Regions from separate parts of the Homo sapiens genome. Here region 1 is linked to region 2. Evidence: chromatin contacts called from ENCODE Hi-C or POLR2A ChIA-PET data. All regions are on one chromosome and are shown on one strand. Each heading gives the region's core, a stretch centred on a gene start or an enhancer-like site at or near the end of the contact. The rest is flanking DNA. Distances are from core to core; before and after follow the strand shown.

Region 1 (4,505 bases), core at 896-3,395, 500 kb before region 2:
TTAATGACTAAATTATGTTAATCTGTCTTGCCATCTTTATATTTTGTTAAAAATTGCACTATTTGTATTATAGATATTTATATATTTGTGGGTTGGGGCAGGGATAAGAAGAAGGCATAAGAAAGGTGCAGGTCAGCTCCACGATGTTCTGACAGTGATCCAGGGCTCCTCAGCTGTGCAGTGTACATAACACAGATGTTGGGGAGTCATCTGTCAGCCATGCCTCTCCTATGGAGTTAAAGTTCTAGAGGGAAAAGAATTTGACACAGTGCTGTCACTGTTACATTTTCACAATAGAAGAGCATGCAAATATTGAACCTCCTGCTTAGCAATAGTGCCCTGTCTAATGTCTGTGCTGGTTAGAATAAAAAATCATGGGTGCATCTTGGGCTCAGAGATCTGACAAAGGTCATGCTATGTTGGGCATTTGAATTGGAAATTGTCTGGACTTAGATTTTATAAAGCTCCCACTGTTGTGTGTGGGGAGAATTTCAGCAGGGTTTTGTCCCTGGAGAGGCCTCTTAGGCCCTTTTCTGTCCTATGAATGAATTTAGATGTGAGGGTTACTCCTGCCTTAAAACTGTTAAGTTCATTTTGCATACATCCCTAGAGAGAAAAACTGGCAGATGCTTTTGTCTTGGAAGTGTTTAAAAGAAAACTGCAGAGCAGGAACAAGGGAGAAAAGGGGCCCTGTGTGGAGTCCCAGAACATTTTGGAAATGGCCAATATGCAGTTTTCATCAGTATGAAGGCGGGGTGCAATATGGTGCCTGTAGTTCACGAGGGAATATGAATGTTGATTAAGCATACTCCCAGGCTTTGAAATTCTGAAAGCAGTGTCAGAATAATGGATGTTGAGCAAATGTCAAGCATTTGTTAATTTCTCTGTTATTTGGAGTTTATCTACCATGATCAATCAAATAAACTAGTGCTTCTCTCTTGTGGCATGTGTCATTGATATGGTGATTAGGTGGCTAGAGAGACCTTCTGCTTTTTTTCCAGGTAACAGATTATAAACGAGTAGACAGAGCTTTTCAGTTAAAGATTTGTTTATGGCTTGGTTTAGTAGAAATTTGTATATTAACTGAATACTTTGGTGGCAGTGTGAAAATCCGTGGCCACATGTCAAAGACATAAATTCTGGGACCATTTATACCAGGAGAACTAGTATTGGAGGCATGTTTTCCATCAAAGTATAGTTTTCAGTAGTTTATGAAACTTTGATGTAAAACTGGACAAAAGAAATGGATCCTAGATGAATGCTAACCTTAACATTTGTAGATAGACTTTTCAATCCATTTTTATGTCATTTTTCCTATTTCAATGGTTAATTCTAAGTTAGTGATTGACTTTTATTCGTGAGTGAGAGTAAATTTGTTTCATGTGATTCAACATAATTTCTATTATTTTTAGGAAGTAATGCTACAGTGTTTTGATGTCCCAAGTAGGGGTATCAAAAAAAAAAAAGTAAAAGGTTCCTTTCAGAGTTTACTTAACTGTGGATTATTGTGCAGTGCTAACATTCTGCAGTGTGAGGAGTTGGTTCCCTTTTAGAATGTGAATGACTTTACCAACTGGGATTTCATTAGGGGTTGAGACTAGGTACGATGTGTAACTGTCCTACCCTTCAGCACGGGGTAACTTGGACTGAAAAGGGACCTTTATGTGAAATTTTAGTGGCTGGAATCAAGGTAGATTTGTGATTGGAGATTTGTCCTTTTTCTATACCCCATTTTCTTTTCGTAGTCTTAGGCTTGTAGCTTACATGATTCAGATGGAGACTAGTGTAATACTTACCACCCTTGACCATGTCCAACAGGTACCTCTGTGGTCTTTGGCATGGATATTTTTGCAAAACGACCTACTGAGGTGATCTGTCACCTATTATTAAACCTCATGAACTTGTTTTTTCAGGGGATTCACAACTGAGCAGCCACAGGGCATTGTAAAACCCCAGTGAACTAACTACTTGTGTGATTTCTGGAGCTCTTTGGTTTTCTCAGTCTGCCATGAGGTCACAAATATGGCAGTTTCCAAAGCAGAACATTTTTAGCTTCCTCTTCAAGCTAAGCTGCTTTATCTTAACTGTCTACATTAGACCTTTGCTTTTGGCCTTCTCTGGGACTGGAATTCCTAACCGTATGAGTAAAATCCTCGTGTCCTGCCTGGCACACAGTGCTAGTGAGCTCTACCATTGTACTGCCTCCAGCATCATAAAAATAGACAGCAGTGCTGATTGACTTTTCTGGGCTGCTCTCTGAAAATTCGTCATGAACCTGACACGATCATAGCATCACTGAATCATTAACTTGCACCATACACCAAAACACTCAGGGTTTTATCGATAGCAGCTCTCAATTTTTTTTTGTATTCATAGTGATAAAGCTACTATTATTCCTAATTGGGATTAGGAAGACATGAAAAATCTTGTTAGGGTGTTGAAAAATTATTATGTAACAGTAAGAGGGAAAGAGTTTGAATTTCACTTACTGTGAATTCTTAAGCGTATGTGCTCAGCGTGAACGCTTCCAGCCACTCCAGTGGAAGGGGCTGATGGTTTTGGTTGGTGGTGTGCCCTGTGCCTGCCAGGCTATCAGCGCCTGCATCTTGTCTTCTACTTAACTCTTCTAATGTCCTCCAATAACCAAACTTTTATTTTCCCTCACATGTATTGCAACTATAAATTAATGGCTCACAGTTTTAAAAGTGCTATAATGAATACTATTTCCTACTGCGGACACATTGTAATGATAGCAAAAACACTTTTGGGACTTCTCTTTTGGCAAGTATTTTTGGAGTGTGTGACACAGTGTCTTTGGTACTTTTGAGAATGGAGACAAAAGGCATTATTAAGTTTGAAAAATAAGGGGGCTGATGTTACTAGGTGACCATAAATTCTAGAGACATAATTATTTTGCCATGTGTTATAATTCAATAACAATAAATCCTTTATTGTATTTATCTGTGTTTCTAGACGTGGTGGCCACCCTGTATTTTGGTGAGATGTGAGATGTGACTGTGAAGTTGGTTTTCTTGTGTAACTGGTAAAGTGGTTCTAAAGTGATTCTTAAAGATAAGTTGGGCTGGGCGCAGTGGCTCACGCCTGTAATCCCAGCACTTTGGGAGGCCGAGGCGGGCAGATCACGAGGTCAGGAGATCGAGGCTCGAGCCATCCTAGCTAACACGGTGAAACCCCGTCTCTACTAAAAAAAAATATATATACAAAAAATGAGCCAGGCGTGGTGGCAGGCACCTGTAGTCCCAGCTACTTGGGAGGCTTAGGCAGGAGAACGGCGTGAATGCGGGAGGCAGAGCTTGCAGTGAGCCGAGATCATGCCTCTGCACTCCAGCCTGGGTGACAGAGACTCCGTCTCAAAAAAAAAAAAAGGTAAGTTGTGTTTTTGAGCCATGGCAGCATCATTGGTGCTAAATATACAAATCACACTCCTCTGGGATTATTACTTTGGCCAAAGATAATGTGAGTAAATTAGCTCCTTCTTTTAGCTGAAAAAGTTTATTTTGTTACTTTATCCTTGTACTTAGTAAGTGCAGACTCTCCTTCCTTAACTATTAGCCCTTATTTTATGCCCACCTTTTCTCTGTGCTCCCCAAATGTAGACTGACTACTCAGAAGCTAAAGACACATTCCCTTTAACTAACCTGTTTCCGTTACCCGTCTCTCTGGTGGTTGTTTATAAGGCAGGCTTCTTAGAGGAAGAAGAAAAGTAAAGGGTTAGATAATCTAACTAGGCAGTTAATCCTTGAAAACCAGAGTGGTAGCTCAATTTAGGATTTTCAGTTACATTTTAAAGCATTTCTTATTTGCTTAGAAAGGGAGACTATAGTAATTTTTGAATTTTATCCTATAGCTTACAAAGCATTTTCATAAAACTTTCTCCTTTTTCTGGTGGTAGTGATGGAGGGGGTTGGAGATACTTCTTTAGGCCTCTATTTGGGATAGGGTTTGAAATAGGATGAAACTTATTTGCTATTTATTTTTATTTTCTTCCTGTGTTTCTTTCTGTATCATATAAGCTCCTACTCTCCTATTATATCATTGAAACTCATGCTTTTTATCAGAATAAAGAGGTAAAATTCTTCCTTGTCTTTGGAAGGGACTTATACTTACTGTAGAGTTGGAGGAATCACTACAAAAGGCTGAGTAAAACAGAGAACCCTGAAAAAAGAGTTATTGTCCATTTATTTAGCACAGTTTCTGTGGTAGGGAGGCAACATTAAACATTATTTTAAAAACTGCATTTGTGAGATATTAATAGATGCCTTGGTTTGCTGCAAATTGGTTAAACTTTTTTTTTGGTAATATTTAAATCATAGAGATAGGACTTTTAGTAACTAAGTGTAGGTAAACACTATTTCATGATCAGTAATTATATATCTGGTTTTAAAGCTGTTTCAACAAAATGTTATTGGAAGACAGATTTTCTGCTACAGATGTTAAAACCTTTGGAATATGTGGGGCTGAAAGGACCAGTTCGGGTGTGATCT
Region 2 (4,068 bases), core at 472-2,971:
AGGAAAGACTAGGGCCAGTGCCTCCCCGGGGGCAGGGAGCGGAGGGTGGGGGGGCGAATAACGTGAAAGTTACCAGAAACATTATTTAGCAGCGGATTCCCTGCGTCCTTGTCAATTTCAGAGACAAAACAAGCAGCCCAGGCTAGTAGTCTAGGCGGCGGCGCAGCGGCTGCGGCAGCGCGGCCCCAGCGGCGGCCCCGGCGGCGGCTCCTACGCAGCCCGTGCCCGCCCCGAGCCGCGCGAGCCACGGCGGCAGCGGCGCAGCAGCGGCAGCAGGAGAACCGGGGGAATCGCGCTGCTGGGGTAAAAGCTGGAGCGAGGCGAAAGCGTGTAACGATTGCACACGCACACACACACACCACTCACACGCACTCGCCGCCCGCCCGCTCGCACAGCGCTGGAACACGCGCGCCCAGACACGCACACACGCACGCACACACACTCGCACACACGCAGAGGCACGGGAGGGAAAGAAGCCGATGAATAATTTTGCTATTTTTTAAAATACTGGCCGCCATCATCAAGCAGCGAGCAGCAGCAGAAGCGTTGAAGGGAGAGGAGGCATCGGGACAGGCCCCTCTTAGGAGAGGATTTATATCTAGGTAAGTGTTGGAGATTTAAACCTACCCTTTGCGCCATCAGTCTGCGCTCCAATAAACTCCTGGATGTGTCGTATATTTAATATCCCAGTCCGGATAAGAAAGTGATCTAGGCTGAAGATTCCTTTTTTTTTTTTCCAAACCAAAGAGACTTCTCCCAATTCTCCAATATGCTATTTTTTAGGGGGGAAAAAAAGCCCAGTCTAGACAACGAAGAATTTTTTTTTCTGTGATATTTCTTCTTTTTCTCTTTTTTCCTCTTCTTCCTCCTCCTCCTGATCTTCCTCCTCCTCCTCCACCTCCTCCTCCTCCCCCCTCCCCTCCTCCTCCTCTTCGGTCCTCCTTTCCCCCTCTTTCTCTTCTCTTCCCCTCAGTTGGAAAAAAAAAGAAAGAAAAGAAAAAGAAGAAAAAGAAGAAAAAAATTGTCAAGCCCCCGAACTGAAGGTTACGAGCGGCCCGTCAGCAGCCCACATGTAACCGAACTGTCGTGTTTCATGGCTTTTTGCCACTCCAGCTGTCAATCAAAGCCCGGAATGTCAAGGTAGTGAATGAATGATGGTTGATGATGATGAAGAGGAGGAATCTTTCAGACCCGTTTTTTTCTTCCAGTAAAACTCCGCGAGGGGTTTCTGCTTCTTGAATTTTTTCCTCCCCCCTCCCCCCTTTTTTAGCTTTGCCCCCGCGGTATCTATAATACGATCCTCTCTCTTTAAAGTATTGTTCAAAGAAAGCAGTGAGAAAAATCAAGAAAAAAAAATGAATAGTTTGCAAAAATTGGACTTCCTCCCCCCCTTTCCTGGTAGGTATTTTGTCTCTCCCTCTCTCTCTTTCTCGCTCGCTCGCTCGCTCTCACTCGCGCTCGCTCTCTCGCGCTCGCTCTCTCTCGCTCTCTTTCTCTCTCTGGGAGATGAGTGAGTGTCAGTAGGTGTTGGCAGGTTGGCTGCTGCCTGGCTTATTGAAGAGCCTCAGTTTGGCGGCGCGGGTCGGCGGCGGGAGAACGAAATGACGGAACCCGGAAGTCGTGGTGGCCATAGCCCGTCGTACGGCGGAGACACATCCCGGGAGTGGGGAGCGGGAGCGAGGAGGAGCGCGCCGCGCCGAGCCTCTGATATGCAACGAGTGCGATCGGACAGCCCCGGCTGGGGGGGTGGGGGAGGCGGGGGGGCGGGAGGGGGAGGGGAGGCTCGAGCCGGGCGGACCCGAGCAAATCAGCAAGCCTGCTCCTCCACGGGGATGGGGGACGGCGGGGGGGAGGAAAAGGAGAGTGTGTCTGTGTGTGTGAGTGTGTGTGTATGTGTGTGCGTGCGCGCGTGTGTGTTGCGCGCGCGCGCGCGCGAACAGGGAGAGAGGGAGAGGGGGAGAGAGAAGAGGACAGGGAGAGCGCAGAGAGGAAAACTGCAGAAAACCACAGGGAAAGTACGGTACCGCCTCAGATCTTTTCATTTAAAAAAAAAAAAAAACTTACTTCTAGTTCATTTTCCCATCACTCCCGGCTCCTGCCTAACTGGGTCTTGCCGGGGACGTTTGGCATGGCGCTCTAGCTTTTGTTCCTTTTAATTCCGCGGCCTCCCTCTCCTCTGCCCGCCGATTACAGCACCCCGAAGGCTTCCTGCTAACGTCCAAGGGCAGCAAGCTCTGCAGACGGTACCACTGCCGGGCTAAATTTTTTATTAAGTGGCACTTTCTTTTCTGCGCAGATCCAGCAACCTTGTCAATACTCATTTTTTTCCAGGACCAGAAGAGACCAGCTTAACTCAGAGCACACTCCCTCCAAGCGGTGCGGACAAGGGGCCACCCCGAGAGTCTTTGGGGGCCGCGGCGGAATCGGGAGGGAGGAAGTGAGGAGGCAGTCATCTGGGTCCGATGTAGCCAAAGGCGTGTGTGTGTGTGTGTGTGTGTGTGTGTGTGTGTGTGTGTGCGCGCGCGCGCCCGCGCGCCCGTGCGCGCGCGCGACTAGTGTGCGTCTCCAAAGTGGATCTCACTCAGAGCTGGGAAGCACAGGAGGAAAAGACGGAGAGAGTGGGGGAGAAAGAAGTTGCCGGGCGAGGAGGAGTGGCCGGCGCTCACAGCCCAGCTTTGTTGTGGTCGCCCGAGGCGCAGCGGCGGGCCGCGGTAACGCCTGCTAATGGCTGTGTTAATTACACAGGGGCGATTTCGCGGGGTCAGGGAGATGGGGCCAGCTCCGAAAGAACTTTTCCAAAAAGGAAAAGGAAACGAAGGGAACTACCCCACACCGTTTGGGTGGAAACTAGTTGTGGCCGGTGCCCTGTCCTCCCTGGCCCGAGCTGCACCAGGCTTCACCTCTGCGCGGCTGGTTTCCCGGCGGCCGCGCGTCAATCACTACGAGCCCGGAGTTGGGGGCGGAGCCACGGTCACCCCGCGCAAGCCTTGCCGCCCAGCAGCCCCCATGCCCCTCGGCCCCTTGTGGCGCGGCCGGGCGGACAGGCGCTGGAAGCGCGTCCTCTCCCCAACTTCTCGCTCTCGCCCTCCCAGTCCCTGGCCCAGAGAGTGGAAAGCGGACTGTTGTTCTCCAACAGCCGCATCCCTCCCCAACTTTGAACCCATTCTGAGAAGTGGAGAGTAGTGTCTTCCGCGAGCCGCGTCTAACCGACTTTCCCGCGGAGGGAGGGTGGGATGGGGGAGGTTGATTAGAGAGAATAAAGTACTCTGTGTGTGTGTTGTGTGTGAGAGAGAGAGAGAGAGAGCGAGAGAGAGCGGGGAGGAGGGCGGGTGGGAGGGCTCTTTTTTTTGGCCCCCGTTCCATGTTCCCTGCTTCACTGTAAGCTTTCGAGCAACAGAAACTAGGCTAAGATTGCAGCCTGCAGAGACTCCAAGCGGAGTCGGAGAAATTTGGCCTCGTTTTAATAGGGCTGAGGAATGAACTCCGGAGGTCAATAAAGCCCTCCAAAAATGATGAATGATTGAGCACCTGTGATGATGATAGTGATTACCAGAGCAATTAAACAGTTTGATTAAATGAGCCATCATAACAATGATGTCTGCGGGAAATCGGCCCTCACATATAAAGAAAGATAGTGCGAAGGGGCTGGCAGAGGCGCGGATAGCGCGACGCCAGGGAGAGGGGCTGCGGGCCGCGAGGTTTCTGCCCAATGGCCCGAGCAGGGACGGCCAGACTCACGGAGCTTCAGGGAGGAGAGTGTAGCCCAGGTTTTCAGCCACTCTTTTTTGCCGGGCTTCAAGCCTGCTAGAGCCGACGGGTAGGAAATCTGAAGGTTGGGGGGAGGGTACTTCCTCCACGTCCTCTTTTTTTTCCTAGAAGAACTCCAAGATTAAAAGTATCCTTATTTGTTGCTGAGTTGCTCGTCGACATTTAAGAGAAGGTGAGTAAAAAAGAAAAGAAGATGAAAGAGAAAAGAAAAAGTTGGTCTCCAGAATTTTATTTCAATCGACAGTTACGCGAATTCAGTTTAGCCGGGACCGGGAGGTTTGAGAGTGCGGCGGGGTGGGG

Evidence for each region. Hi-C counts contacts between places; a loop is a spot of excess contacts on that map. ChIA-PET counts read pairs that join two places held with the same protein, here RNA polymerase II (POLR2A). Pooled maps may share reads with other maps.
Region 1: a map of transverse colon shows a loop between it and region 2 (4-fold over the local background). The contact joins the enhancer-like site here to the promoter of MEIS2 in region 2. A Hi-C loop is called at or near these places in 12 of 168 maps with a recorded cell type or tissue (PC-3, Right ventricle myocardium inferior, ascending aorta and 6 more), 1 of 37 single-sample maps with no recorded cell type and 18 of 50 pooled maps. POLR2A ChIA-PET finds 5 or more read pairs at or near these places in 3 of 52 experiments (AG04449, AG04450 and K562).

The regions. Positions count from the first base shown.
Region 1 is chr15:36,599,611-36,604,115 of GRCh38, forward strand. The region is part of intron 1 of CDIN1 (CDAN1 interacting nuclease 1); the gene reads left to right. Among named protein-coding and RNA genes, the nearest start is that of CDIN1, 22 kb to the left of the region's middle. Within about 2 kb of position 2,146, at least 8 of the 41 ENCODE cell types and tissues checked have a DNase peak (open chromatin) inside an H3K27ac peak, as active enhancers do; they include ascending aorta, heart right ventricle and transverse colon, where a contact is called at or near this core.
Region 2 is chr15:37,098,828-37,102,895 of GRCh38, forward strand. MEIS2 (Meis homeobox 2) reads right to left here and starts at 1,722. Exons shown (of 12, transcript NM_170675.5): 1 at 628-1,722. The coding sequence starts at 639. It overlaps LOC124903465 (a long non-coding RNA gene), which reads left to right and starts at 421. Exons shown (of 2, transcript XR_007064581.1): 1 at 421-602; 2 at 974-4,068. RefSeq lists silencers at 94-293, 444-503, 2,953-3,092 and enhancers at 1,563-1,722, 1,973-2,252.